2 separate regions of the Mus musculus genome follow, and region 1 is linked to region 2. A link is a loop called in an ENCODE intact Hi-C map of the cell type or tissue named here. Cell type or tissue: gastrocnemius. All regions are shown on one strand. Each heading gives the region's core, and the rest is flanking DNA. Links, peaks and the distances in the headings are about the cores only. Region 1 overlaps Hsf2bp (heat shock transcription factor 2 binding protein). Region 2 overlaps Hsf2bp (heat shock transcription factor 2 binding protein).

Evidence for each region. Peaks named below come from ENCODE experiments on the same cell type or tissue, not always from the same donor. Only the 100,000 strongest peaks of a DNase experiment are listed, where the experiment ranks them.
Region 1: a loop joins it to region 2, with 2.2 times the contacts of the local background. A loop is called at or near these places in 5 of 42 quality-filtered maps.

The regions. Positions count from the first base shown.
Region 1 is chr17:31,999,436-32,015,291 of GRCm38, forward strand. It overlaps Hsf2bp (heat shock transcription factor 2 binding protein), which reads right to left. Exons shown (of 8, transcript NM_028902.1): 4 at 13,883-14,032; 5 at 11,741-11,873; 6 at 8,241-8,358. Among named protein-coding and RNA genes, the nearest start is that of Hsf2bp, 27 kb to the right of the region's middle. In gastrocnemius, for the core only: no CTCF peak of the experiment used is centred there; no DNase peak of the experiment used is centred there; H3K27ac peaks cover 1,273 bases.
Region 2 is chr17:31,929,903-31,945,758 of GRCm38, forward strand. It overlaps Hsf2bp (heat shock transcription factor 2 binding protein), which reads right to left. Exons shown (of 8, transcript NM_028902.1): 8 at 14,867-15,856. Among named protein-coding and RNA genes, the nearest start is that of Gm30571, 25 kb to the left of the region's middle. In gastrocnemius, for the core only: a CTCF peak has its summit at 7,577; no DNase peak of the experiment used is centred there; H3K27ac peaks cover 6,141 bases.

The DNA of each region.
Region 1 (15,856 bases), core at 3,404-11,403, 70 kb after region 2:
TGGTGGGGTTCTAAACCACTACCTGTATGTTAAGACTCATCACTATGTAACACAAAGAGAGCAGACCAACACTAGCTCTCTGGTTATAAATCCACACGTGGTACTGTAGTATCAGTTTTTTTCTCAAAAACAGCTGCTATAGTTTGGACCCTCAATGTTGCCCAGAGACCATGTGTAAAACTGGATGCCAGCCTGTGGCAGTACTGGGAGGTGGTGAAACTTCCAGAGGATGGAACTTAAAGGAAAGAACTAAGGTCGTTAGGGATGCTGTGAAGCTTTGAATATGCTTGGCCCAGGGAGAGGCACTGTTAGGAGGTGTGGCCTTGTTGGAATGGGTGTGTCACTGCGTGTGGGGGCTTAAGACCTTCATCCTAGCTGCCTGGAAGTCAGTATTCTGCTAAGCAGCCTTCAGATGGAGATGTAGAACTCTCAGGTCCTCCTGCACCCTGCCTGCCTGGATGCTACCATGTTCCTACTTTGATGATAATGTACTGAACCTCTGAACCTGTAAGCCAGCCCCAATTGAATGTTGCTTTTTTTATAAGACTTGCCTTGGTCATGGTGTCTGTTCACAGCAGTAAAACCCTAAGACAATAGTTGGTACCAGGGACTGGGGTATTGCTGTGATAGGCCTGACCATGCTTTTATTTGAAAGAATGTGGATTTGGGGACTTTGGATTTGGAAAGCAGTGGAATGCTTTAAATGGGGCTTAATGGGTCATCCTAATAGGAATATGGAAGACTTTGTTGCTGGGAGTAATCTGAATTGTGTTGACCTGACCCAAGAGATTTCAAAGGAGAAGAATTTCAGAATGTGGCATAAAGTCTGTTTTTGTGGTAGTTCGGTGAAGAATGTGGCTACTTTTTGCCCTTGACTGAAAAGTCTGCCTGAGGCTAAGGTAAAGCGACTCAGATTAATTGCACTGACAAAGGAAGTTTCAAAAAAGCTCAGCGGAGACTTTGTTCTCTGGTTAAGTCTTTTTTTGTTGTTTTTTTGTTTTTGTTTTTGAGACAGGGTTTCTCTGTGTAGCCCTGGCTGTCCTGGAACTCACTTTGTAGACCAGGCTGGCCTCGAACTCAAATTCGCCTGCCTCTGCCTCCCGAGCTCTGGGATTAAAGGCGTTCTGGTTAAGTCTTATGAAGAGAAGTTTGAACAAGCATAGCAAGCTTAGAAAGTTAAAATATAAAATATATGGTTCGAGTATTAAAGGAGTACCAGGAACTGAAATGGAGCAAAATCGGTGTTCTAGGAGATAACAGATTAAGGAAGTGGGATCTTGGAGCAAGATCCTACCCAGCTAAATTTAGATCCAGGCATGGTGTTATACACTTTTAATCCCAGGAGACAGGCATGCCAATCTACAGAGCAAGACCCAGGATAGCCAAGCTTAGGCAGAGAAGGATTTGGAAAACAGAAATCCAGTGACAATGTAATAGTACAAGGGGGTCATGTTCTAATTCCTGCAAGCAGCAGAACTCGGCAGCTTCAGCCATGTGGCTCTGGCTCTAGAATTAAGAATGGAAAGAACTACTGGGACAATTGATGCTGGTTAGCTGGAGCTAAGGAATTAGCAGTGATTAGGAAGAGACCAGCATCACTGAGGTGAAATCTTCTGGGAACTGTTTTCTGGAAGCACAAAGAAGCTGTGTTCCAGAGATAGCCAAGGTTGTACCTCATGCTGCAGCTGGACTTGGTAATGTGTAAGAATCACCCAGGTGGTACTGGTTTTGAAGGCATGAAGGTGTCATGAAGAACAGCTGAGGCTTGGCACTGTGAGAGGTCATGGAAGGCCATTGGAGAAGGTATAGCCTCAGCTGTAGTTGATGGGCCAGGACTAAAGGGGTTGTGCAAGGATTTGAGGCTTGGCACCATGAAGAGAGCCTATGATAGGCTATTGGTGAAGCCTAGTTGGAGTGGAACACCCCAGTGTATTGGAGATGTCAGTATCATGGGATGATCACCAAGAACAGCAGCTATAGTGGAGTGGATCAACCTGAGCTTAGAGTGCTACAGAGGGCAGAGCTGGAGAAGTGATGCCAGCCCTTAGGAGGAGTCCAAAAGATCAAGTGGAATCCCAGACACGGAAACAAGAAGCTGTAACATTGAAATTGCCTTGGAGACTCAAAGATGTTAAAGATGCCAGAGCCATGGGATACATGCTGAGGAAAGCTGCTAACGGAATGGAACCAGCCCAGGAGAAAGCAGTTTGTTGCAGTCAACAAAGATGAAAACGGAGTGGAGATCTGAAGACTGCTTTGACATCAGCCATGGAGATGCAGAGTTTGGACTTGGACTTTGCCCAGCTGGTTTCCTACCTTGCTTTGGGGATTACAGTTAATTAGTTGGATGAATCTCAGAAAAGACCTTGAACTGTGGACTTTTAACATGTTGAGACTGCTATAGACTATGAGAACTTTGAAAGTTGGACTAAATGCATTTTGCATTACGCTATGTTTAAGTATGGCCCCCATAGGCTCATGTTTTTGAACAAGTCTATGAGGGCCAGGGAGTAGAATGTTATGGTTTGTATATTCTTGGACCAGGGAGTGGCACCATTTGGAGGTGTGACCTGGTTGGAATAGGTGTGTCACTGTGGGTGTGGGCTTAAGACTCTCACCCTAGTTGCCTGGAAGTCAGTCTTCCACTAGTAGCCTTTGGATGAAGACATAGAACTCTCAGCTCTACCTGTGCCATGCTTGCCTGGATACTGCCATGCTCCCACCTTGATGATAATGGACGAACCTCTGAACCTGTAAGCCAGCCCCAATTAAATGTTGCTTTTTTTTATAAGACTTGCGTTGGTCATGGTGTCTGTTCACAGCAGTAAAACCCTAACTAAGACACTAAGACAGAAGTCATGGAAAAGGGTAGCTGATAGCTGAGTTTAACGTGCCCCACACCTGTAGGGAAGAGACCCCTGACAGGTGACATGGAATAGGACTCCTGGAAAGACCTGTTCCCAAGTGACCACTTGGTTCTCAGCTGAATGTTCTACCCCAGGTACGGACTGGGTTGCAATCCTGGCAAAGGGAACATCCTCTCCCTGAATGGCACCTAAGTGGCAGATACTGTGTTTCAATGAGATGGGTTTCAGAACAAACTGCATGTTGGTCAGATGAAAGTAGGAGGGAGGACAGGCTCTGCAGGGCCATTTCTAGTCACAAATGGTGAACTGCAGAAACACATCTCAGAGTTTCAGATCCACCTAGTCCTTCTCCATGAAGTTACTGTTTTCTTATCCTCCTCAGTGTTAGCACCTGGGTGGAAATCAGTGGAAGTACTGACCTGGTGGAGCCTCAGGGCCTTCACAGCCAAATTCCTGGAATCTACATGTCATGAAGAGACAGCCCACCTCTGTGATTGGATCATGTCTTTCTCGTTCTCTGGAAGACATATCTTTCAGCCATATGTGGATTGCTTTAAGACCCTTCTCGTGGAAGCTCTTATTGGCTAAAGACAACAAGTCTGGAATAGTCAGAGTGAGGGCTGCTATTTTTATTATCTGTTTGCTTTGAGACAGAATCTTGTATAGCCTATGCTGCCTTGAACTCTATATAACTGAGGGTGACCTTGAACTTCTGTTCTGATTCCCCACCTCTATATCCAGAGTGTGAAGTGCAGGCATGCGCCTCTATGCCTGATTTGTATGGTGACAGGGTAGGCCTCCTATGTGCTAAAAGCAGGTCTTCTACCAACTAGGCCAAAGCCTTAGTGTGTCCAATGAGTGTGTTGCTTCTCCCTCATGCTTTTCAACTGAGTATCACCTTTAAAAGGCTAAAAAATTTCACATGTCTAATATGAAGCAAGAGTTTTGGGTTGCCTGATTCCATCAAGGGTCAAATGGAAATACTAGTGTCACATGACAGCAGGGGAAGAAAAACTCAGGAAGTAACAAACACACTCTTGGGAAGTTCCTGAAACTCAGGAGAGCCTCTCCCCAAGGTTACATCAGCACTGGCAACTGCTGGAGGATCAGCCCGCTGCCTCCAGGTTGTCCAGGGAAGTGAAGACACACAGCTCCTGTGAGTCATCACCCATGCTGGCGTCAGAACTCAGGTATGCAGCTGCCTTTGACTCATCCATGTTTCAGTAAGCAACCCAAAACATTTAGGTTCACTAAGCTAATCAGCGCCCTGTCTGGGGGAGCAGACATTTGTTCACATCTCTCCAAAAAAAGTAACATAACAAAGCCCCTCACATTACATTTTGGCAAAGACTCTAGTTGTATTGTTCCAGTCCTGAGAGCTTGAGAGAGGCTGGATTCAAAATCAATGGAATTATTTGATGGAAGGAACCTGAAGGCATAGCACTCAGGCTGTAACAAGATTTCTGCCCACCATTATCTAGGACTATAGTTAAAGTGAGTGGCAAGTGGAATAGAAGGATGTGATCTGACTCAAACTCAAGGCAAAGAGACAGCTACCTGGGACAGTTGTAGACTTTTAAAATCTCAAAACCAACCCCTAGTGACACATTTCATCAGATGAGGCCACACCTCCTAATCCTTCCCAAACAGTTCCACTAACTAGGGTCACACATTCAAGCACAAGGGGCCATTCTCATTCAAACCACCATAACAACTGAACCATAAAGAAAGTTTTACAGTTAAAAACCAGCTGGGAGAAAGCTGGACCCATCTCTAGCCCTGAGGCACAACTCTGAAAGTGAGTATCCTTTGATGGTAAAGTGATAAGAGCAAAAGCCCCAGGAGAGAAGTGAATCACAGACATGCCAAAAATCTCAGCACAGCATAGCAAAGGCCCTATTTAAGTGGACTCAGACTACTGTCAACAGCAAAGGGACTTCAGTGGAGGAGATAGAAGCTGACTGTGTACAATCCTGGAAGGCTGCTGGGAAGGGAAGTCAATCTGATGGTTCTGCAGCAGGTCCACCATCACTACCACCAACATGTGCTTACTAAGACCCACAAGAATAGAGGCCAAAGAAGGGAAGCAAAGAAGCAGCCCTCACACAATGCTTGCTGGGAAGCTGAAGGAGAGATTAATTGGTCCATGAACACTTATAGAGACCACAGAAGAAAAGAAGGCAATGAATCAACACCCAGAGCCCACACAGACACCAGCACATCACTGTGGAAACAGCTTAGCAGGAAACAGAGAAGGATACAGACAGGTGATTCACAGAGAAGACTTAATGGGATGAGCATGCAAAAAACATGCCACCTCACTGGTATTCCAAGTCAGAGGAGGGACGCAGCTGGGTGAATGGCTGGCCAACTGACTGATGACACATATACTCTCCATAGGAATAAATAACAAAATGCTGACAGGGTGTAGGAGACAGTACAATAGCAGCATCTTACATCTGCATGGGTGCCACTTCTCAAAAATCCCACTTCTGGGGAAACTCCTACAGAAACTAACACACAGCTCCACAAGTAAATATTTACCAAATGTTCATTGTAGCAGTGTATATGTAGAGAAATTAAAAATATTCCAAATGTCCCCTCAAGCAGAGAAAGGTGATCTCAACATTAGGATTCTGCAATTTTTGAGACACGCCCCCCATCCCCCAAGAAACAGATAAGATCCACAGTCAAGTTTTAATGCTATTACAAAGAAAACTACATGTCACATTACAGCATGCATTGTTCATGCACATAGACATGTCAGCATAAAACACTAGTGCAGACTGCTATGTGGCTTACACAGGGTATCACCATGGATCCTCTCTCCACTGAACACAATGCATGGAGCAGCTACTGAGACCATGATTGGTGAGCAGCACATGAGCTGAGGAAATGGAAGCAGAGCATGAAGGACCAAACCACCAGCTCCCATTGGCCTGCACTCAGACTGCACAGAAGGCTCTCTCTGTCTGAGTAGAAGAAAGGGGGATTCTTCTGGTAGCCACAGTAATAGTAGGAGCCTCAGGCAATTCAGATGCTGCAGAAGGGGATGTTTCCCCACCTTGAAGGACCTTGGTAGCTGCAGGCAGTTAAGCAGCAGCCACAGTAATACTCTAGACCACACCAAGCCTCTGCATTCCAGCTGGGGAACACCAGAGCACTAAGAGCACTATGGAGAGTCAGCAGTTCAGGAAGGGACCTCAGAGAGATACTTCTAAATTCCCAGTCTCACCTCATCATACACAGCATAGTCTCTGGGCCGCTAACCAGCCCCTGTGTGGCACCAGAAGACACACAGGGCAGTTCCACTGGCCTGGGAAACAGCAGGTTGAAACATTACAGACATGGGGCTGATACTGAAACAACATGTGACTTGTGGCTCAAATCCAATGCACTGTTGAATCTTCCAAAGGCTTTAAACATGAGGCTTCTGACATATCTCAAATGCCCAGGATGCATCCAAAATTATTCAGCATACAAAGAGAAAAAGAAAATCTCACTTCATGGGAAAATATAAGAGACGCCAAGGCCAAGATGGCACAGAGGCTGGAAGTATCTGCCACAGAGATTTAAGGGGCTCCTGAACTAAGTAAGAGAAACCTGTAATACATAGGCATACAGTCGGAAAAACACACCACAGGAAGAACACTAATAACCCCCAAAGCGTTCTGCCATGGGTCTATATGTTAGCACAGGAATGTTTGCTGTGAAAAGCACTAGATTCCATTTCCAGCACTGTCCCCCCAAAAAGGAAAAAAGACTTCCCGTCCTATTCCCCAAGACTATATATACATCATACTCTGATAAAGTTAAATTACATGGCAAAGGAGGTTCTGCAGATGCAATCACAGTTACTAATCAGCAGGCACTGAGCTGATTAAACAGGTTTATCCAATATGTCTAATCTACACACATGAGCCCACAGAGAGCAGAGCTGTCTCTCTGGCTGGGAACAACAGAACAAGTGTGATACACACTGTGATGGATAATCATGATCAGCTCAACCGGATTTAGAATTAACATGGAAAGGCAACTCTGAGGGTGTTTCCAGAAGGTTTGGAAGGAAGACTCACTCTGAATATAAGCGGTACCACTCTATGGTCTGGGGTCCTGGACTGAATAAGGGGATAGAGTGGGCTGGTGAGATGGTATAACAGGTAAATAGTTCCCACCAAGACTGACTGGCCTAAGCTGGGCAATGCTGGCGCACGCCTTTAATCCCAGCACTTGGGAGGCAGAGGCAGGCAGATTTCTGAGTTCAAGGCCAGCCTGGTCTACAGAGTGAATTTCAGGACAGCCAGGGCTACACAGAGAAACCCTATCTCGAAAAACAAAACAAAATAAAATAAAAAAGACTGACTGGTCTGTGTTGAACTCTTGGAGCCCACATAGCAGAGAGAACTGATGTCCATTAGTCATCCTCTAAGCTCCATGTGCATGCTATACCGCGCACACAAATTCATGAGGAGCACACACGTGCACACACATAAAGAAGGAGTTAAAAATACTTTTCAAAAGGAGAAACCCAGCTGAGTGTCAGAATTTTCCCTGTTTCCTGAGCATGGAAGCCATGTGACCAGCTGCCTCACACTCCTGCCACAATGCCTTCCCTGGACGAGGGACTGACCGCACCCTTAAAGTGTGAGCATAAACAACGCCTTCCTTCTTTAAACTGCTTGTGTCACAGCAACCAGAAAAGAAACTAATACAGATGCCAATTCTGAGAAGCACTGTGGCATGACAGTGGGGCCATGTGAGGAAGAGCAGTCAGCCCTGGACAGGATTCAGCTGGCCTGCTACTCAGCCGGTAGACTACAACAGGAAAGCAGATTCTTCAGAGCCTCCTCCAAGGACCCAGCTGAGCACCACGCAGCACCCAGCACCCAGCACCCAGCACCCAGCAACCAGCAGAGGACCTGGTCAAGCCAACTCAGACACTGACCTACAAACAAAACTGAGATAGTAAGTGGAAGTCTGGCCTGATTTGTTACAATGATTAAAGTTTATACTGCCCATAGCACACACCTACTGAAGCTCATCCTGGGGCCACTAGTAACACAGCCCTGAAATATTTAGGGTTCACTAAGGGGTAAATATTCCTTTTCTTGATTTATGGGTTTTTTTCTGAAATACTATTTGACCCAACAGCCAGCAGGCTAAAGCAGGAGGAACATGAGTTCAAGGCCAGCTTGTGCTACACATTAGCCCTCTCTCAATTAAAATTAGATAAAATATCATCTGAAGAGATACTACATTCCTTAAGTCCTGCCTCCTGGTTTGTTAGAACTGCTGGATCAACTGTTTACGGATGCTCCATCAGCACATTCCAAGCGCTGTGCAAGTTGAGAGACTGAGCTGTTCTCTACTTACACTTTGAGTTTGGTGCACTGGCCAGGCTTTAAGTCCCCCAGCAGCTGCAACATGGTGTCCAGGAGCACCCGGCTGGAATTCACCAAGAATTCACGACCACACGCAATGGCGGCAACATCTGCAGAAGACAGAACAAAGCATCACGATTGCAGGCGCAGCCCAGAGCACACAGTGGCAGACGAAGAGGAACAGCTCCATGCGCGTATCACCACACATGCACGCACACATCATGGCATCAACATACCTGCACTTTCACTCTATTTCTGCCGCTGTCTCTCACACACACGGTGCTGATGGGGACAGTGCTGCTGCTGATGGTGACGGTGGTGATTTTTTTTCCTAAGAAATCATGGGTGCTTCACATTCTGGAAAATCCTACTTAGAAAGTATACTCCTTGACTTTCTCTTTACAGATCCAAGGAGAGCAAGTAACCAATAAGCACTGAACCACAGTGCTGCTTGCAGAGTTCACATGGTACTGAGTGAGGACCTGACAAGGGTCAGAGCAACTACACATCAGGAAGTCATGCCATAACCGTGGGAGGAAGCACGTGGACCTGGGTGTCTGCAGCCCCATGCCCCAGAAAACCAGACCAATAGCTACCTGGTCCAAGAAGAACGCGGAGCTGACGACTGGTCTTGCTGGGGGATCAGGCATGGACTAATGACTTTTAACTATGACATGAAATGGGAATCATACGGCATCAAAGGTAGAACATGAAACCTGAACCTCAACATTCTCCTGAACGTTCTACCTGACTGTGATCAGTAAACACATCTTTTCATACCCTCAGACTCTGCAAGTGAGCATGGAACCAGACCAGTCACTGGCCCCATGACTGGTACAGCCAGGACTGGCCACCCTACCAGTATTCACACAGAGCTATAAGGACTCATCAGTAAGTCCAGCACACAATGCACCTCTCTATAGAGTCTTCTGTCAGGACTAAGAAGGAGGCATGATGCAAAATGATGAAGGTAAGTAACCAAGGAGGCTAAAATGGAAGGGGATGGGGCAGCAGCAGCCTGCCTGCCTCCCCTTGGCTAACAAAATCTATCCTAGGGAGGGATACAGGTCAGTGGAATATCTCATCTGCTTACAGTACTGACTCCATCAACTGTAGTTAGTTCTGTTCTGATCTCCTCACACACTCTGCAACACACACATGCACACATACATATAATAGAGAATTATAGACACACTCGGTGGGTGCTGCAGAGATGGCTTGGTAGTTCAGAGCACTTGTTGCTCTTGCAACTCTTTCAGCATTATCTACTGAAAATCCTAACGGTGGATGGTGTGGAGTCCCCACAAACAAGAAACAAAATCTTTATCTGCATGTCATGGTAGTACTGTGGTGGGGTGAATAAGAATGGCCCCAGTGGGCTCATACATGTGAATGTTCAGTCATCAGGAATGGCACTACTTCAGAAGGATTAATAGGATTAGGAGGTGTGGCTTTGTTGGAGGAAGTGTCACTAGGGGTGGGCTTTGAGGTTCTTTTCCTTCCTTCCTCTCTCTTTCCTCCCTCCCCCATCCTCTGCCTGTGGATCAGGATGTAGCTCTCTGCTACTGCTCCAGCCCCATCCATGTTGCCATGGTCTCTGCAATGGACTAATCCTCTAAAGCTGTAAGCCAGCCCCAATTAAATGCTTTCTTTTTAAGAGTTGCCTTAGTCATGGTGTCTCTTCACAGCAGTAGAACAGTGACTAAGACAAGTACCTAACCTAACCCCACGACAGCCCTCTCTGCAACCTTCCTGCAGCCAAACTCTCCCCAGAACAGAGAGCAGCACATCTGGATTTCCAGAGTCTCATCCATAAAGGTGAAGCTCTGATCTGCCTTCATCTGCAAAGCCAACTCCCACGTCTTAAACTGAAATACACATACCCACTGAGGACACATGCAGCCCTGTGCAGTGTTACTGTGTACAGTCCATACCTGATCCTTCACAGTATACTGACTATGTGACTGCCTCACTGTCCCAGCTAAAGAAAAACACAAGCTTCTAATAAAAACTCCAATCCATTGTATAGGGCCAGCTCCACTAACTGAAGAATGTTAGCAAGAAAACTCTGCAAGACAAGTAGGAGAGTTTTATATAAGAAACTGAGTATACGGGTGCCAATTTTTCCAAAACTTACATGATTGAGTTATATCAAAGACACCAGAGTCACACCCATTGAATAAAGAAACGAACAAGCCTTCAGTGATCTCACAGCACCATTCAGCAAGCCACCTCTTGGAACCAACCCCAGAACATGAAGTTTCTATCTGTGTGTATGAAAAGTCAGACTGTGCACCAGGGGCACGGGATAACTTTGTCTCCACAACCTCTGCAGACATTCGTTACCCTTGTCTGCTATACCCATAGAATAGAGAGTGTAGAAATATCATAAACATCCTACAGTACATGGATACCCCTCTGCACAGCATGACAACGCCAAGAGAGAATATGCTGTGCATGGCCCTCCTGAAAGATCACCACCTCTCAGAGCCGCCTCCACTGCAGGAACCCCAGCCTGTTGCAGAACAGTTGCGGGGGAGGAAGTAATTAAAGATGGAGAGGGAGAAGAAAGGGGGTGAAATAACAGCAAAAATATCTGAAAGGTCATAAAGAATGATACTAGTATCAGTTTACCTAAACATATGCATACACAGCCAACCCCAGTTACATGCTTTCTTTTATAAGAGTTGCTGTGGTAGGGCTGGAGAGATGGCTCAGTGGTTAAGAGCACCGACTGCTCTTCCGAAGGTCCTGAGTTCAAATCCCAGCAACCACATGGTGGCTCACAACCATCCATAATGAGATCTGATGCCCTCTTCTGGTGCATTTGAAGACAGATACAGTGTACTTAGATATAATATTAAATAAATCTTTAAAAAAAACGGCTCCATTCTTCCCCAGGGAAGGGAAGGAGTCTTCTAAAACATCACAGCTTTTCTTGAATACATCAGAAACCTAAGGCTGGCTGTGAAGTGCCTAAGGAAAGAGACTGGGACTTACAGGTAGAGACATGGGACAAGCATTCTCAACCCGGCGCAGATGCTCAAGGCCCTGTCAGCCAATCCCAACAAAGAAGAGCGAATGTTTACCAAGCCAGCCCAGCTGCTGTGGAAGGCTGATTATGGAAGGCTACAGCTTCACATCCTATCTGGGATATTCACTGCCACATGGTTTTATTCAAACTCCCAGAACTTCAAAAAGATGAAAAGCAACCGGGAGAGTGTTTGCTGTGTGCAAGACTGGAAGATCAGTTTGGTAGCAAAACAATAAATAGCAACCAAACAAACCTGGGTTTCCTTTAGATCAGTTACTTCTAAGTGATAGTGACCATAAGCCCTTGGGGTGCTTTCCTATACTATATACACCTGACACCTCTCCCAGCTTACTGAGATAGACTCCAGTGTGAACATTGTCCTTCAGACACACACGCGCGCACACACCCCTGTAATTACCAACCCTGATATACAGCGCTGTATCTGAAAAGTTACCTACTTGTTACAATTCCAGCCAGTGCAAAGACAAATTGATTTTCATCAGAATCAACCTCCTTGACATCCCCATCCAATGACTTCACAAAACTCTCCATCGTCTGGCCAGTTATGTTGAAAAACTTCAATGCTTTGTCCTGAAAGATAAAAAAGATAGAACTGTCACATCTTTCCAAAGAATCCTGGGTAACAACACCAGAACGGGCAAGCTATATAGAAGAGAAACAGGGTGTAATTACAGAAGCAATCATAGAGAAGCCTGTGCCACCATTCAACCAGGAAGGGACACAGTCGATGCTGACAGTCATACCTGGCCACAGCAGCAGAATAAGTGACTTTTGAGTGTTCACCCCTTAAGGAGACATCTGCATTAACCCCATACACCCAGGCTCGGGGAACATCACAGAAGACTGCATGGAAAGAATGCTGGACTTGGAGGATAAAAGGAGTGCTGCAAATGCTGTTCCCTGGCCATGACAGGACCACTGCACTTGTGACTCCCGGCAGCTGTGCTACCTGCACAAAGCAAGCCAGTCCACAGTGCACGGAGACAGAGGAGAGATGGGCTTATGAGGTACTGTGCCTCACAGAGGAGTGACTGACAATTTATGGCTGCTGGAGTCGGTGCTCTTCAGGACTGTGGGCACTGGTAGGCCCATGCTCTAGTGGATGGCCCTACACCCAGCCATACGCAGGCAGCACTAATGGCCTTAGTGACATATAGATAAAAAAAGGAAGTGGGCATAGGAAGTTGAAGGGGACGTGGGTTATGTGACTGAGATACACTGTGCATGCATATGTGTGTATGTGTGTATAAAACTGTCAAGATTTACTTAAAACCAGGGCACATTTTAGAATGCAAAAACAGAAAAGCAAACCTTCGAGAACATCACAAAGGAGCGCCTTGGGTGGCAGGATAGTCTGAGAGTGGGGATGAGCTCCCAGCTCTGCAAGGTTTCTAAGAACTCAGCGAACCACTTAAGTCCAGTGGGAAAACTACAACATGGAAATCATCTTTATTTTTAAGGCAAAGTCTCATGCAGTCCTGAATATTACACTTTAGTAAAGCTCAACAAACGTTTAAAGGACACTTAAGACCTTCCTTGGGGTCCCTTAAGACCTACCACTGTGTGTGTCCTCTAAGAGGTGACTAATGTATCTCTGGATTTCTGCCAGATACCTTCCTCTCCACTTCTATTCCTTCCCCCAGAATCAGACGCACCCAGTGTGTGCTGGTGCTTTCTTCCCTCAGCTGTCACCTCACCCTGACACCACACCTGTTTACTCACACAGCTCCCACATGCCTCCTCCCTCCCCATCTGCCCTGCAGAGTGCTGCAGCCTCACCCCTAACCCTCACTCGCTCATCATCATGTTAATTTCCTATATTTATCCATGTCCTATCACTCCTTCATTCAAAGCACTTGCCCGCTGCTTCAGGATAGGAGCCCTCCACTAGGTCATATGATCTCCCTCCCCTCTATCCAAAAGGAAGACATACTTCTCACTCCTACCTTTTTTGTCTTGTTTGGTTTTTTTGAAACAGAGTTTCTCCATGTAGCCCTGCTATCCTAGGCTTGCTCTGTAGAGCAGACTAGTCTCAAACTCAGAGATCCTCCGCCTCTTCCTCCTGGGTGCTGGGATTAAAGGTCTGTGCTACCATTCCCTTCGGGCCACTCTATACCGTTGTTTTGACTGCTTCTTAAAGTATCCTTACCACTTCTGCCATTCTTATCTACTCATCAAGGACAATTTCAAATTCTTCTCCTTATGGGAAATCCCTAACATACATACATATAATACAATATACTAGGTTACATAAATATGTCAAATAATACAACCTGTTTAATTTCTGTCTTACCCATGAGGTAAAACACACATGAGCACTATGAATGCCATTAGATCTCTATGCATACATTAAGTGGTTAATATACAAAAACTCTTCTTGGTTACTGGGACAGAACATGGTACTTAATTTCACACATCCCCAGAGCACCAGGTGACACACTGAACACAGCAGGCATCTGGTCACCATCTGGTGAATGAACTTGCAAGTCTGCAGCATGGCAGGCCTCAACAGTCAATGTCACAGCAGACACACTGCCTCTTCTAGTCACAGGCACATTCAACAGTGCTAGACAACTTACTCCTCCTAGAATGGTTTTGACGACCTCCTCGCTGCTGGAAACCCCCCAGAGGAGGGTACAGGTGACAGCTCCCATTTGTGTGCAATACTCTGCCTGCTGGAGGAGCTGCTGTTTTGCCTCATTCAGCTGCTGTCGAAGAGCCAACTTCTCCTAAATTTACAAAATATAACAAGAAAACAGATACTAGCATTCAATCTCAAAAACCTCTATCACATGTTCTTTCACAATGATATTTATTAAAGAGAAAGCATTCAGAATTCTAGCCCTTATGAGTCACAATTCACATCTAAACAGTTAAGTTCCAAGCTTACAGAAGAACACACGGCTGTTTTACAGCTTATGAAGGATAACTGCAAAAAGCTAAATTCATCCATTTAAGTAAAGAGAAAACTAGAGGTGGCTTGGGTCCCAAGTGATAACTCCCTAGCAGAGCTGCTAGAGTCTGCAGTGACCTAACACAGGCTGCACTGCACAGCAGAGCTGCTAGAGTCTGCAGTGACCTAACACATAGCCTACAGTACACAGCAGAGCTGCTAGAGTCTGCAGTGACCTAACACACAGCCTACAGTACACAGCAGAGCTGCTAGAGTCTGCAGTGACCTAATACACCCTGCACTGCACAGCATTTCTACTCAGGGAGCCTGTTGCAGCCAAAGATTCACTCAACTGGAGGAGTTTAGAAAAAGAATTATAAGAAGTCCTCTTCTAGGCCAATGTTTCTCAGCCTGTGGGTTGCAATCCCTTTGGGGGCCAACTGACTCTTTCACAGGGGTCAACAAGAACTATCAGAAAACAGAAATATTTACATAATGAGTCATAACAGTAGCAAAATTATAGTTATGAAGTAACAACAAAAATAAATTTATGGCTGTGGATCACCACAACACTGAAGAACTATATTAAAGGGTGCAGCATTAGGAAGGCTGAGAACTCATGATGTTCTAGTCAAACATGAGAGGGTCATCACAGGGGCTGGAAAATATTAAAAGCATGCGTGGCTGTGAAATGGCATCAGCATCAAACACCAGACCTAAGCTGTGAAGGTGGGTACCAGAGACATGCTCAGACCCAGCACACGGATAACAAGACCATGGAGGCCAGGGAAGGTTCCCTGCCCTTCCTCCAGAGCACCTGAGACAGCTGCAGCTGGGCCAGACTCTCACAGGGTCACGAAGGCAAGAAGAGAACCATTCTCCTGGTGACCCTCACGGCTGCACATCCCAAGGAGTTCTCACCCTCCCTAGGGATCGAGTTTCTCTGGTGCTAAAACTCCCTTTAAGGAGACAGCACTTCCTGGGAGATGAGCAGGGATGGGCATATCCCTCAGCTGTAGAGCACCTGCCTATCATACACGAGGCCCTGGGTTCTACCCCCAGCACCACCAAGGAGGGAGAAATAAACCAAAAATCATAAAAACTTAGGTAAATTCATTTATAGTAAACAGAATTAGCTCAACCACAATTTAAATTATACTAGATGGTTGAGGGTTGTTTTTTTTTTTTCTTTTAAAGAAGTCAATACTTAATAATAAGGTGTTTTTGTCTAGAGTTTCAAGAGAATTGAGGGTGGAACTGGAGAGATGGCTCAGTGGTTAGGAGTACTGACTGCTCTTACAGAGGATGTAGGTTCAATTCCCAGTACCCATTGTAGCTAACAATGCCTGCACCTCTAATTCCAGGGGTTCTGACACCCTGTTTTGGCCTCCATGAGTACCAGGTACACGTAGTACACATAAATACATGCAGGCAAAATACCCACACATATATAATTAACAAAAATTCTAAGACTCTAAACTATGTGTTTCTCATGTCTCAGACTCTAACCTGTTAATGTCAAGTGTCCTCCAAAATGCCCTGTCCTGGGGTCAGCCCTTTCCCCCCAGCTCTGTTACTGGGGTAAAGAAAAACAGCAAGTAGCTAAGGGGATTAAAAAACATTGTGTCCTTGAGAACAGCCAGAAGGTGAAGCCTTTCCA
Region 2 (15,856 bases), core at 2,790-10,789:
CCTTAAAAGGGCAAGGCCCAGGCAGCCTCCAGCTCGCAGGAGGGCAGGTGGGGCCACGGGGCTTTTGGGTTTGTTGCTCTGGGTGCTGTGGCAGCAGCTGCTCTGGTCCATTTATAACTCGCAGATCTCTGAGACCCTGGTCAGCAAGCAGATAGCCCAGTCCAATCCCTTCCCATGCCTAGAAGTAGAGAGGGGCGGCGTCTGTGTTCCTGGAACAGTTCCTAGTTGGAGAACTAGAGAGACCGCCTCTGCCTACCATTGGTCACGGACTAAGGCCATCATCAGTCATTTGCCAATCACATGCCTTGGTTGGGGGATCAGGCCACACCAGACTAGCATGGGAGGTCACCGACCCCGCCTGCTGCTGACCACTTGATAATTAAGCAATGGGGACAGCAACCCCACAAGGGAGCCTGAACCCTCCTACCCTGCCAGTTTGGCACAGTCCCCCAAGGCCCCTGGCCTTCCAGGAACTTGAGGCCTTTGTGGGTGCCATCTCTAGCCTGTCCCCATTCCTGCCTTAGCTCTCACCTGGCAGTAGTGTATTACTGAGCGACTCATTCAGTTGCTGGCTCTGTCCCATTCGGACTTTGCCTGTCTCACTCTGTCCCTTGTGTTTGCATGGGTGCCTATTTAAGGGTGAGAGGCAGCTAGGAAAGCCAGACACCTGTCACAGCTGCCCACATGGAGGTTCTCCTTGAAGTACAGGCACTTCGGGGCCAGCTTCTTTGGTCTCCACAGGTCTGGAGTCCCCTGTTTCTGGGACTCCTTAGCCCACCTCTCCTTCAGAGGTGACCCATGTTTTGCATGGATATTTTTCCCTGGCCCTTCCTCCTGGTCCAGTTCTTTTTCTGCCTCAGTCTCTTTTTGTTTTGGTTTGGTTTTTAGGTTTTTTGAGACAGGGTTTCTCTGTGTAGCCCTGGCTGTCCTGGAACTCACTTTGGAGACCAGGCTGGCCTCGAACTCAGAAATCTGCTTGCCTCTGCCTCCGGAGTGCTGGGATTAGAGGCGTACGCCACCACGCCCGGCTTTCTGCCTCAGTCTTAAAACCTGTAGATGATAATGTCCCTTGGCCAGGCCTTACTAGTCTAGCCTCTCCGACACTGACCACAGAGCAGCATCCACCAGGGGACAGAGGAACCAGCAGCGTCGTAAGGAAAAGGCTCCTGGTTATCCACTTAGAGGCTCTCTTGCCTGACAGCCCATGTGGACACTGGGACACCAGACAGGGCACTCTGTTGGGCAGGGACCCAGCCTCCTATCCCCTCTATATAGGAACCTTAGGAGGAAAGACGCAGAGACCCAGAGACTCAGAGACTGTCTCACCTCACAGCCTGGGATCAAAGCTTGGAGGGAGACAGGACTCTATCTGCACAGCCCAGCTGGTCCCACACACATGCTTTTCCTGTGAGTGGATTGATCTGTGTAGTTGATTCTGACTGGCAAGCCCAAATTGGGAATACTTCCTCCCTCCTGCCAGAGCCTGAATTCAATCTTTCCTTTTGAGGTCAGGGTTTCACCAAACCTTGATGACTGGGATTTTCTGGAAGGCTGAGTATCTCTCCTGGGGACCAACAGGGCCCTCCACCCACAGCCCCAGGCCCTGGATGGATGGTTCTCCCTGGGCTAGTTCCAGGAACCCTGCTCACTATCCTGAGGGCCGAGGAAAGCACCTCCAGGCAGTGGTTCCCTGGGGTAAGGGAGGCACAGGACTTAGCCAGGCAGTCAGCTCCGCAGGCTGCCAGCTTCTGTTCCGTAAGGTCACAGGCAGCCCCAGTAGAGCAGTCCAGGCTGCTCCCCGCTTTACTTCTGGCATGGATCTGTGTTTCCTGGACACAGGATTCCTGGCAAAACCTCCCTAGAGAACTGAGGGCCTCCCGTCATTGTTCCCGAGCCGCAGGAACTCAGATAGAGAAGGGATCTTGGAAGTGGCCTGAGCCTCAGGGCAGACTGCAAGCTTACCCTGCTACAAACTGATTTTCCCAACCAATGGGAAGAGACACACGTCTTTCTTCCTGGTTCTTGCTCTCTGACAGACTGGAAAACCAGGTTCCCGGCATCCTACCCTTGGACCCAAAAACTACTAGAGGCAAAGAACTTGGGCAAAAGGTGTCTGGCACTGCCTACTAGCTGCACAGGGGGCCTGTTTATTCCTTGTGGGCCATGTCTGAGCATTGGCAAGTGCCTTCCTAAAGTTTCAAATTCAACCCTGACAGGTGAAAACTCCCCGGGGTCTCCCCCCACCCCAGGGGCAGACTCTCCTGTTCCCAGGTTCCAGCCAGAAGGCCCTGTCTCCATCAGCTCGGCCCAGCCCCCAGGCATGGAAACTGCCACAAAGCATGCTTCTCTACCAAATTCATGGGCTGGGACTCAGGCAACTAGCAGCACTGTCCACTGAGGGACCATGTAGGTGTGGGTGTCCCATGAAGTCCTTGTGACCCTTCACTGGCCTGTCAGGAGTGGGTGGGGCTGAGCTCTGACCCTGAGAGCTCTCCGTGCCTTAGAGGTTAGCTGGCCCTTGGAGAGTCACCCTGGCTGCCCCTGGGAGACAGAAGAATATGCTTCAGCCTCCAACACTGATTTGGGTAGGCAGATGAGGGACAGAAGCTGAGGACCAAGGCTGCTGCCCCAGAGCAAGACCTGTAAGTTCAGGCCATTGTTGGGTCTTTGTTGTTTGGGGTAGGCAGCTGCAGGAAGGTGCTGTTTCCTCCCCTGAAAGGAGGGCTGTGTCTTGGAAGCCTTTGAGGTGGCCTTAGGAACCCCCAGCTGCCAGCAACAAGCTGGAGTGAGGAAACACAGTTTGTGCCTTCGTGGGCCCTGCCTGTGGGCAATGTCCCCAAATCTGGGCCCTTACTCAGCATCTACTTTAGAAAGTGTCACCTTGAGGAATGACCTCTGCTGTGCTGGTGTCAGCACACTTTATTTTTTTATTTGTTTGTTTGTTTGATGTCTTCTGGTCCTAGCTATAAGCTCAGTTTTATGTTTCTGTGGAGAATTATAAAGGCTCCTGTGGTGCCCATCTGAGTCCTAGGAGAAAGTACCAGAAGCATTCTAGGAAGCCAAAGCTATCTCTATGGGTTGGCCTAGGTCACCTGCTCAATTTCCTTGTAATAGCAAAGGTTCTTGTGTGCCCAGCTTCCGGCTTTAGCACTGTGCTGGTTAGATTTTGTCAACATGATACAAACTTAGCACATCCGGGGGAAAAAAAGAAAATGTCTTCATAAGAAGATCAGCCTGTAGGCAATTTTGTGGGGTAGAGTCTTGAGTAATGATTGATGGGGAAGGGTCCAGCCCATTGTGGGCAGGGCCATCCCTGGGCTGGTGGTCCTGGGTTCTTTCTATAAGAAAGCAGGCTGAGGGCTGGGCAGTGGTGGCACACGCCTTTAATCCCAGCACTTGGAAGGCAGAGGCAGGTGAATTTCTGAGTTTGAGGACAGCCTGGTCTACAGAGTGAGTTCCAGGACAGCCAGAGCTACACAGAGAAACCCTGTCTCGAAAAAAAACCCAAAAAAACAAAAACAAACAAAAAAGAAAGCAGGCTAAGCAAGCCATGAGGAGCAAGCCAGTAAGCAGCACCCCTCCAAGTTCTCTGCTTCAGTTCCTGCTTGACTTTCTTCAGTGATGGAGTGTGACCTAAGCATTTAAACATAAACCCATCCCTCTTTTTGGTTGTGGTGTTTTATCACAGCCATAGAAACGCTAACTATGACAGACTGCTGTTTGCTTCCATCTTTGGCCTTCCTAGTTAGCAGGTAAGCCACACCCAGATTTCACCTGCTTTCACAGCAAACATGAAGAGAGGGCAGCTACTGCTCAACCGAGCCAGAGTTTTAATTTTATATTGCAGAAAGCATCTAGAGACATATGGGTTGACAGCTGCTCCATGGCGTGAACGTGCTCGACATCTTAAGTTGTGTCCTTAGAAATGACTGATTGTATGTTTTGTATACATTTTACCAAAATCAAAACCCAACATAAGCAAGGGTAACACCCACCATAGCTGAGATGACCTTGCACATCCTAGGCTGCAGAGAATCCAAGAAGACAGACTCACAGTCTTGGTACAGGGGAGGGGGAGGAGGGATAAGGCACCTCCCCTACCCCCAAGCAAGCTAGTGGTCTTGCTACCACCAGCAGCAGCCCAGGTCATGCAGGCCCAGCAACAGCTCTCATCTCTATGTGGCAGTCACAGCAGCATGTGGGCTGCTTTGAGGACAGAGAACAATGGGCCTCCAACACACAGAGGTGGGGCTTGATGTCAAGGTCAGAGGCCCAGCGGACAGGTTCCAGCCAGAACTCACTCTTCATTCTGGTATGTGCACATGTCAGCACAGGTGCTTCTGGAGGCCAGAAAGGGATGTGGGATCCTTTGGAGCTAAGGTGACAAGTGGAACTTCCCACATGAATGCTGAAAACCAAATTCTGGAAAAGTAGCAGGTGCTTTCCAACTGAGCCTCTCCATCCCTCTGTGTGAATGTTTAAAATTTATTTCTCTTTCTTTTTGAAACTATAACATAATTACATCATTTTCCACTTCCCTTTCCTCCTTCTATGCCCTCCTGTATACTGTGTGGGTTCCTAAATACATAAGAGCGACCTGTTCAGTCTGAATAATTTTACTCATATGCATGCTTTCAGGGCTGACCATTTGGTATGGGATAACCAACTGGTGTGCTCTTCCTGCCTTCTCTTCCACAATGATCCCCAAAACTTAGGTGATGGAGGTGGCAACTTCCTGAGATGGGACCTCATTCTATAGTTTAGACTGGTCTGGAAACCACTATGAAGTGCAGGCTGGCTCGTAGTCATCCTCCGTGATGCCCCAGCTTCTTGTAATGATTTTTGCTAAACCTGCTGTCTTCATCAACAAGCTCTGGGTTCTAGTGACCCTTTCCCTGCAGCTCTTATAAGTCCTGAGAGGCCCTGTAGGTGGGTAACACACAGGCCACCCTCAACCCCTTTACTAGCAGAATGTACTTACGGAATATTTTTATCATGAGAGGCTTCAAGTGGAACTCTGAGGGACCCTCTTGCCCCATGACACCTAGAATCCAGGACCCTGACCTCTTTAAAAAATAGAGGGGTCCTAAGGTGCTCTCCTCAAATGAACCATATCTGAGCTAGGCCACATTAGCTGGGAATACTCAGAGGACACAGTATAGCAGGAAGGGCAGAAAATGCTGGGTCAGGGCTGGCTGGCTCAGTCAGCAAGATATATGGCCCTAAGGAGAGGCCTGAGAGAGCTCTGGGAGGTTAGAGCTGCCTAGAGGTAAAGCGCCAGCCTATCCTTAGGGATGTGACCAGCAGGCCCACAGACACTCAGGACAGACGCCATGGAAGCCCTGGGCAGCAGCTGCATCAGCACCCTGGGTAACCGACAGACACTGTGGCAGCTGTGGCCTGGCCAGGCTCCCACTCACCTTCTAGAGCAACTCCATGCTGCAGCATGGCAGGAAGAGCAAGTGCTATCCACAGGGAGCCACAACAAAACAGCAGCCAAGAGCACAGGTCCAGGCTCCCTACAGGAGCCCAGACCACCTGAGGGGCACACAGACAACCCCAGAGCTGCAGCATGAATCACATACAGCAGCCTGGCCTCATCTGTGGCCTCATCCAGTTGTAACCCTTCATCACGCTGTGCTGGGGTAAAGGACAGTAGGGCCTGTCTACACAGAGCACACATCTGGGAACAGTCAGTGAACTGTGTGCTGCTGTGGTCAGGGCCTTGCCCCAGCACATCTGGTCAGATCAGGCAGCCTTGCCCCATGTCAGCTACACCCTGAGGGCATTGTATAGAGCTGTAATATACTACTCGATCTCTCCTCTAGCAGACATTCTATGGTCTCCCTACATCTCTGGGGCTCCGGTCTCCTTACTGCAAAGTTGGGTACTCCCTGCCATCCTCTCACACCCCTGCATTGCCCCTAGTACCAGGGCTTGCTGCCTGCCCTACCTCCTGACACCAGCCGAGCCATGCAGTTTCTTTAATGAAGAGTAAATGCCATTCTTTTGATGGAGTTCCTGGGCAGGGCTTTGGGCTGTACCTAGAACCTCCAGTTGAGAAGCCCTGGTCTTGGGGGTCCTGGGAATCAGAAGGGACTTTCAGAATACAGCTGTTACCTGGGCACTGCCTTCTGTACCTAGCCACATCTGGCACCCAGCCAACAGCTCAGAACCTCCAAAAGCATCCCAGTGCCAGGGAGGGAGCCTGTGCAGGCTAGGAGCAGGACGGAGGACACAGTTCCTTTCCATCCTGCTGACTGCTGTGGTAAATCTTTCAGACGCCCAAGAGGCTGAGTGCTCAACAGCCTGGCATCAAAGCACTTACTGTTTAAATGGCTTGCCCATCCTAGGAAAACATCATGGCTTGGGCACAGCATGGAAGTAAGGGAGGAAGAAGGGAGGCCTCGCCATGGTCTCCCTCTGTGCCTTCTTACCCCATTTAAAAAAATGCTCTGAGTTCAAGGTTTCTCCACCCCTCCATCCTGCACAGTGCACTGGTCCCACAAGGAGCAGAACCAGACTTGGGAAGCTGAAGCAGGAGTTCAAGGTCTAACTAACCTATACAGCTAGTTCAAAGTCAGTCTAGCAAACACAGCAAGACACTGTCTTAACACAAAGGATAAAATGGCCTGAAGATACATTGCAATGGTAGAGCACTTGCCCAGCACTCATAAGGCCCTTCACTGGATCCTTGGTATCACAAACAAAACAAAAAGAGAGCAACTAACCATGTGATACCTGGGAGGTGTACCTCTGGAAGGCACCTGGCAAGTAGTTAGTTCAATCGCCAAGCTTCAAGTGACAGGGGCCCTGAGCACCCCCAGGCTTCTCTGAGGAAGGAGGCAGCCCCTTACACCAGGTTTCTGCCTCTGCCTTGCTCCCCAGACCCCAACTGCCCTATCCATTATGGACTGAAATCTTAGCCAGAGGCCAGTGCCTAGGGTATGAGCCAGCCCCACTTAGCGTCCCAGGGTGCTAGAAAAAGACTCCGCTTGAGGGGGCTTTTTACTTAGATGTGAGCCTGAGGAGACAGTGTCTATACTGGGATACCCAAAGATGGAAGACAGTCCACAAAGCACAGGGAGATGGCAGGTTAGTGTGAGAGGAAGAACACTTGGAGAGACGGGGATAGGGAGGAAACAGGAAAGACAGGCGCCAGGGCTCGGGGAAGAGACCTTCATCCAGAGTGCCTGCTTACATCAAGGCCCAGTGGAGGGCTGCTAGGGAGGTGGAGAGATGCTGCTGTGTGGAAGGAAAGAAGTGAGAGTGACAAAGCGCATGTGCTGGGTCACAGTCTGGGTTCCAGCAGCAGCAGCAGCCCCCAGCTGCAGTCCAGCTGCTTGGAGCAGCCCAGAGAGACAGGACTATGCTACTCCAGGACCTAGCATTGCTAGACAACACTGATATCTGGCTGGCCGGAGAGGGATCTAAAGCCAGTGAGCAGAGGACAGGAAAGGGCAGACAGTGTGCTTAAGAGGTCTTCCAGAGGGACGACATACCAAGGAGCAGGCTAAACTGGAAAGGCCACCTGGGGTTCAGGGCTCCCAACACTGCCACCAAATGGTGGAAGCCACAGTGATACAGATCAGGAAGTGGAGTGGGTATTTTGTCTCTGAGCCACTTCCACTGGCCACAGGAAGTCACAGGGCCACAGGATGAGTGACTTGGGGTCCCTTTGCCACAAGCGTGTGCCTATAGAGCCCTCACTTCAGATCATGCCTCAGTGTGTATGAAGAGCAGGTTCCCGGGGAAGCACTCTTTCCAGTGAAAGAGTCTCCCTGTGAATTCCAATCTACACATGTCAATGCACACGTGTCCTTTCACAGGATAAATCCTCTACATCGGATGGAAGGGTGGGTTCCATGGATGATGGAGTCCGAAAAATTCAATCTCCACAAGCTGTCTGTCTTCCCAGAACACAAAATCTATCTGACACTATAGAAGGGAGAGAGAGGCTGGGGAGACGGCTCTGTGGGTAAAGCATTTGCCACCAAGTGTGAGGGCCTGAGCTGGAGTCCCTCGACCAACAAAAAGTTGGGCATAGTAGGCTGCATCTAATAACTCCCAATACTTTCATGGAGGGATGGGAGGCAGAAATGGGACAATCCCCAGATGCCTGCAGGCTAGGGAGCCTGGTGTACATAGTACAGGAGCAGAAATGTAAGAGAACCAGTCTCAAACAAACTGGAAAGAGAGGACTCCCACCCAGGGCTGTCTTCTGGCCTCTACCCGCATGCCTTCCGTTCAGCAACACCTGGTAGGCTCGGTACTCAGACCCTGGATGGCCAAGTCAATCTGGTTAGAAGAAACAGAAACCACTAGACTGGCCCTGTGACACCATGAGGGAACACACCCCATTTCTTCCCAGGATGTTCTTTCCCCACCCACCCCATTCTCTGATAATAATATTATCAGATAATAATATTCTCTGATAATAATAGATAATAATATTCTCTGATAATAATAAATCTATTTATTTCTCAGAATACAAATCAAGACATCACACAGCATGACCTAGCTTGTAGGCCCTTTCCCTGTGACCCCCATCTCTGTACGTGGTGAACCCTTAATGCATCATCTGATGATGACAAGGACCGTGTGGGTGTGATGCAAACCCCAGCCCAGTCTTTCTAGAACTTGGTCTCGAACCTTCAGCTTCCTCCCCAATTACAATCACTCCTTGGATTTGCCATCCACATGGGGAGGCTTGCCTGAGACCAGCCCAGTGCTCCAGCCAGCTTGGCCTGCCTACATGCCAGGCTCTTGGGAAGCACTGTGACCACGCTGGGCCTGAGCCACGACTTTCTAAATCACTCTGTTTTCAGTCTAGCCCGCTGGAGCGCTGGCTCACTGACACACCTGTTCACTGCACTGCGTGCATTCCCCTTACTCTCACTCACTGACTCACGGACGATCTATCCTGCCTCGGGTAGAAATTACATAGCGAGGGCTGGATGGCCAGGAACACACACCCTGACCTGCATCAGGCAGGAATGTAACTCAACTTTCTCTCAGATGACCTGGCTTCTCCCAGAGAAAAGCCAGAGGCAAGCAAGACTCCTGCACAGGCAGCTCTGCTGAACTTAGGAAACCCCAGGGAGGGAGTGGGCCAGAGAACCAGAGAGAAAGGGAGGCCGGTCTCAAAGGTCAGGTCTCCAGCCATCCATGTCCATGGACAGCAGAGGCTCTGTCTTCAGGGAACTTCCGGGGCCTGCACCAAATATGGACATCCTTTTGGAAGCTGCTGACTAGGGGTTGGGGGTGTCCTCCCTCTACTCTGTCCCATTGGAGATAACTAGGAGAGGCTCCAGAGAGCTTCAAGCCCACCTGGGCACAGGAGTGGCTGGAGAAAGTGAGCAGACCCAGGAGTGTCTGTAACTGCCTAAGAGACAGATGCTTGCAGTTCCAGGGAGGGGAGTTCTGGAGTACAGTCTCTGAACTGCTTAGCCAGAGTCTGCAGAACTCTCCCAGTTGTACTCTCTGGGGACTGAGGGTAGATGACAGAGGTACCCTTGGAAATACCCCAGGAGATGCTGCAATACCTCGGGGAGCCAAGTGAACTCTCAGATATGTCCACAGGCCAGATCTGGGGCAGTGACCTGATCCATGGCTGGGCAGCGAGGCGGACCACATTCCTTCACTGTGTTGTCCTTGGCTGGAGGCCTGCTCCCACCTTTGTGTTTGCTATGCCAACAACATACCGGTAGATTTTCAGCAGATACCTAAACAGTGCGAGTCGGGGGAAACTGATGGGCAAAACCACGGCTTTCCAAGGTGACGAGGGATAGCTGGTGTGCACACTACACTGCCTTCTCAGTTCTGATGTTCTGAGAGCTACCCGATTTTCTTAGTACAAAAACCTGTCCCGCTTAGAACGTGAGAGGCCTGAGGGAACTGGAGGCACTGGCCAACTGGTGTTGGCCGGGGTTGGGGTGGGGCTCTCCTATTGTATGAGATGACATATACCTACAACCCATTTTCACAAATCTACTCCAGATAAAGCCTCCAGACACCACCGGCATGGCGTGAGGCTGCTGAGGACTGCGTACCCTCACACCCTGAGAAGGCCGTGCCTCCCATGTTGTCACTCACAACTCAGGTAATGAGAGCAGACCTCTGTGAGACCATGAGAGAGCATGCCATATCCTGGGGATGCCTCTTGGAGGATGTCTTGGGATATTTCTTTTGGGGGGCACTTGGCCAGCTGTGGTGCAGGAGCCAGTGGCTATGGACGGAGAGGTCTGGGGTCTCAGGAAATGTTCTGCTTTTCCACAAGGCATGCTATTTGAAGGGTGGTATGGCGGCTAGGCTCAGTGATATCCTAAAGCATAGCACGTGCACATTTATAAGGAACTGAGAGGTAAGCTCAACACTTGCTGGTTGTTCTTGGTGCCCACATTCCTTAACCCTGGTCACCCCAAAGCATAAATGCTGCCCGCCTGCCTTTCTTGTCTTCCTTGGTGGTGAGGCCACTTCATGTGGCAGGAACTGGGCACCTATGGCCCAGCATTGCCTGTTCTCGATAAGGTCAGAGTTCAGTCCCAGCCACAAACACTCAGAGAGGAGACAGCGTCTCCCAAGTCTGCACAGCAGTCCCTGGGAAGGACACGGCGCTCTCCCAGCACCAAAGCTCTTGCCTCTTCTGAAGTGAAAGCTACATCTCCACAGGCTGAGGAGGGCATGGCCCAGGCCAGAATGTTCTGGAGGACTGGGAAATAATGAACTATGTGCTAAGGAAGGTACCCATAACACATTTTGGGAAAGAGAAACTGCAGCATGGCTTATGCAAGCGACACTGGATGCAGTATGCCCTCTAGGGCAGGAATTAATGCCAAAGGGGACTGCTTGGCCCCGAGTTGTATGTGACAAACAGGAAGGCTTTTCACCTGCCTGGACCTTAGTCAAGGGTTTCCTGAGACAAGATGATAGGATCAAGAGCCCAAGAGTACAGGCAGCTTTGTTCCTTGCTGGGAGTCTCCTGTGCTAATGACGTCAACAGGATAGACAGGGCCCTGGAGCTAGCCAGCTGGCAGGTGCATGAACCTCGGACACCACTCTTACCCCAAAGCCTGAACCCTAGGCCTAGGCCCAGGGTTTATTTGTTTCCATTGAGATTCTAGTATAACCTGAATAAAGCTTTTTCCTGGCAACCCCCAGAAATGGGATTCTTTCCAGAACACTAGATAAAAAGGGAGGCTTTAGGAGGCAAGGAAGCCAGGAACCGAGACAGCAGGAGGGATGGTGCTCCACTTGAGGCCAGCCTGGGTTCAGGGCCCTGGTGGTCAGTGAGTTGCTGGTAATATAAGTGGCAGCTGGCTGGAATCTTGTGAGGTAGGGACTTTAGGTCAGTCCTGCAGGACAATGATAACTTGCCACCACTTCTACAGAACTGACAGAGTGTCTGAGCACGTACACTTGGTCTACAGCCAAAACACAGTCACACTGGTAACACAGGGCTGGTCTCAAGAATACACAGGGCTTTAAACCCGTCTCCTGGCCTCACAGGCCCATCAAATGCAAGGGGAATATGTGAGGGAGAAGAGAGAAATGTCTAGTGTATCACAACTCACGGCCTTGGCTGCTCAGAAGCATGTGGCCTTTACCTGTGATACCTGCTCCTTGGAGAATGCTATCACGTGACTGTGATTCACCTTGGAAAGAAAAGGCACCAGGCCCAGGCTGGCTTAAGCCTTCCCACCCTCCCTGCACCCTCTTGGGGCTGCCCTCACTGCCTAGTCCAGCTTCATTCATCAGCGCCCTGGCTCCCTGGGTACCAAGGAAGAAGAGGCCTTTATCCTGGGAGGGATTTGTGGACATCAGCTCACAGCAAGTAGGAAAGGGCATCACTATCAGAGAGAGAGAGGAAAAAGAGAGAGAGAGAGAGAGAGAGAGAGAGAGAGAGCCCATTTAATGCTTAAATCCTTAATCTTCTTATATTCAAGTGTAAATCCAAGGTCTCCCCACCCCGCCTTCCCACAGCCAGCTCTTTTACAGCATCCACCACAGGGTCAGCTGCACTGTAGCTCACCCTCCCTCTGCAGGCCCTCCACGAGTACTCTCTGGCCTCCTGCCTCCTCTTGCTGCCTGGAATCTTCTTCGTGGACAGTCACAGAAGTATTCTGCATGAAGCTGGAGCTATAAAAATGCCTTCAATGAAAAGCCATGCTGACTATGTGGGCAGGCGTCACTTTGCCAACTGTCAGTCACTGTGCCGGGAACATTAGGCTCACCTCTGAGAGGAGCAAGAGGCAAGTCAGGGAGCCCCTCTGGGCACAGTCTATAATCCTTATAAAAAGGGCTACTCATGGAGCTAAAGTGTTTAAAACCCAGAAGGCAAAATATACACCACCACTTTCTGAGCTCTGAAAATCACATTTGTTATGATGTGTTGAAATGACAACGACAAAGTTGAACACGCTATTTGGAAAACTGGATATCCACACACCCAGCCCTCTACCTTATACCATATGCACGAGCTGGGCATGGTGGCAGCTTCCTCGGTTACTCAAGATGTTGAGATTGGAGGACTGCTTAGGTCCAGGAGCTCCAAGTTACACTGGGCAATATAGTGATACTCTCATCTCAAAACAAAAACAAAACCCTCAGAGTGGATGAAAGCTCTAAAGCAAAGAGATAAGACCATAAAAGTCACATGAAAGCAAGGGAGGGCTTCCCTCATGACTGCAGATTTGGTGATCTCAAAGACGCTGAGAGTAAGATGTAGATAGAAACAGAAGCTGGCCATGATGGAAAGGGACAGCTCCTCCATGTTAGAGGACACTGCAGTGAAGATGTCCTACGAAATGGCGGCAAGCACCGGCAAGCCCTCAGTCTGATCAGGGATCCTGAACATGTGGAAACCCTGCAGCTCTGCCACAGAAAACAATAGTTCAATTCAAAAATATCTCAAGGGCCTCAACAGACCTGCTGCCAAGGCAGCCACAGCAATGGTCACTATAGGCAGCATGCAGCGCTGGGGAAGAAAAGACCACAGTGAGACCTGCATCACGGCTACTACCATGAATGGTCAATTGGTAAGAAAGAAACAGCAAAGAGTGTGTAGATGAAGACTCTTGCACTGCTGTTGGTGAGAAGAGACTGTGTGCAGCTTCTGTGGTCAGCAGTTTGGCTCAGTGGATAAAACTTTGCCATGAGAGTGTGAGGACCAGAACCTGGATCCTTAGGATCCCTGTAAAAGTCAGGTGGGTGTGACAGTTCCCCGTAATCCTTATTATCCAGCAGGTAGAGACAGTGTCCCTAGGGCAAGCTGGCTGGCTGGATTGGCTGGAATCATCAAACTCCAGGTCTGGTGAGAGATCCCACCTAAGTATATACCTCGGGAACTAAGGAAGACATCCGACATCGATTTTAGGCCTCCAAACTTACACATAGGCACCTGAACATATGCATGTGCAACCACACACACACTTATTTATACAAGCAAAAAGACTTAAAACACAGTGTTACCGCATGATCTAGCAATTTCACTGCTAAGAATCAAAAGTGGGGACTCAAGCAGACCTTTGCACACTTGTGTTCTTGGCAGGCTTGTTCACTAGTAGCTAAAAGGTGGAATGAACCCAAATGTTCGACAACAAATGCAGAAATGCACTGTGGTCATGTGAACATGGCTGTACAGCCATTAAAACAAGGAAGCTCTGACACATACTCAACACACACAAACCCCAGCGTTACACAGAGGAAATACCCAGACCAAGTGGGCAAACGTTCCAGCTAAGTTCACGGACACAAAAACAGTCCAGGCACACCAAAACCTAGGAGACAGAGCTTGGGGAAGGGGATGTTATTTACTGGGCCTTAGTGTCTGAGATGAAGATGAAGTCCTAGAAACAGAGAGTGGTGGTGGACATGCTGCTGAATTCTACATTAAAAATGGTGAGATGTTATGTTAATCTTATTTTGTGACTTTTTTAAAACCGCAAGGACAGTTTTCATTGTATACCGCATACTGACTTCTTACTGTAAATCTGCACATAAATCTAAATGTGAGCATGTTTGGAGCAGAGACAACAACAACGTGGTAGTCACAGCATTTGCGGAGCTGGACGTAGTAATTGTTTCCTGTCCTTCCCACCCCAGCCTGCACTGGGAAAGTATCCAAGGACCTTTCAGTGGATCCCCACATTCTTCAGAGCTCACACACTGTTCCGATAGGATACTGAGTCTGACACCTCATCCTATGCTATCCCAGGGTCATCAATCGGTCAAAGAACTCCTATTGGGACACTTGAAGCAGCTATGCTGTGGGAAGACAGAGAGCAAATGTTAATGTCGTGACTTCTTGGGAAATCTGTAAGTCTGCAGAGATGCCTGCCAGCCCTCTCTGCTTAGTGTGACATCACAGCAGCACACGCAGCAGATCTGGAAGGACAGGTGTGGCAGGCAGCCTACAACCTTCTTCACGCTCCTCCTTGGCCACAGACTTGTGATTCCATGCTTTAACTGCTGGTGTATGGGCTACACAGCTCTGGGCTCAGAGCTGCCGCACAACAGGCCTCTCCCAGTCACAGCCTGTGTAGAGAAGAGACAGGTCTCCAAGTCCATCCCCAGACTTCACATGGCTCTGAGCACGATCCAGATCAGCTCTCAGACTTGACAGCACAGGTTCCAAGGCCAGTGCTAACACCAGAGCCAGAGAGGCTCAGTGGGGAGGAATGGGCACAGGATGGCTCTTCTGCCAGGCTTCCTACCGTCTCATAAGCTTTTGGTGACAAAGAACAAGCTCCTTAGCTCTACAAATACAAGAAGAGTGTTTTAAAAACTCGAAAGTACATGTCTGTGTTGCTTTACTGGTTTATCTCTGCTTTTTAAATTCATAAGGGTTCAATCCCTGCAAGGTATACACCTCAATTTATATTTTTATTTTTTTAGCTGAGTAGGTTTTCTTTAAATTACTAGATACAGAAGAAAATTAAGGAGGCCATGATTTCCTATTGGACTTGCAGTGAAGAGTAGGGTCACTGGCCTGGGTCCTTTGGTACTCCCTACACTGCTCACAAAGGAAACCTGTGCATAGCAATTGTAGGAGAATCTGCCCAAAGATACTTGCTTAGAATGTGCTCAGAACAGAAGGGATGATCAAGCGCTCATGGCCATCTAATAACCGCCACCCCCAGGATACTTAGGGTAGGCAGCAGGGGCTGCTACTGCAGCTTTTCTTTCCTTCTTCCTCCTCCTCCTTCTCATTTTTGTTTTGTTTTGTTTTGTTTTGTTTTGTTTTGTTTTGTTTTGTTTTGTTGTTTGAGACAGTGTTTCTCTGTGCAGCCCTTGCTGTCCAGGAACTCACAAAGATCTGCTTGCCTCAGCCTCCCGAGTGCTGAGATAAAGGTGCGTCCCACCACCACGTGGCTGGCGGTTTATTCTTATCTACACTAGGTGAGGCCTTTTTGGTAGAGAAAGCTCAGCAACCCTAGAGAAGCACAAGCGGATCACTGCAGCTCCCCTGGCTAGGATGTTAAACAAGCAGAAGGAAGGGGTGCCATGACGCCACCATGTGCACTCACTTACCCTTCACGGGGAGCCGCCCAGCACAGATGGTGGACCCATGCCTGCTCCCCTCCATGAATCGTAAGCGCTTTACCTCTACCTTGCTCTGCCGAGTTAGTGCTCCACAGACCCAAGCGGCCATGCCTTTCTCTTGAGTTCTTCATTCAACATAAAGCACACATCCTCTTACAAGAAAACGAACTCACTCTACAACACCACACACAGAGAAGCAGCTCAACATGTGTGCCGAGGCTGCCACTGCAAAGGGACACTTCCTCCCTCACAGGATGTCTAAGCTCAATGCCCTGCAGCAACTTGTCCTGCCAGAGAAGGGATGGTGTATGCT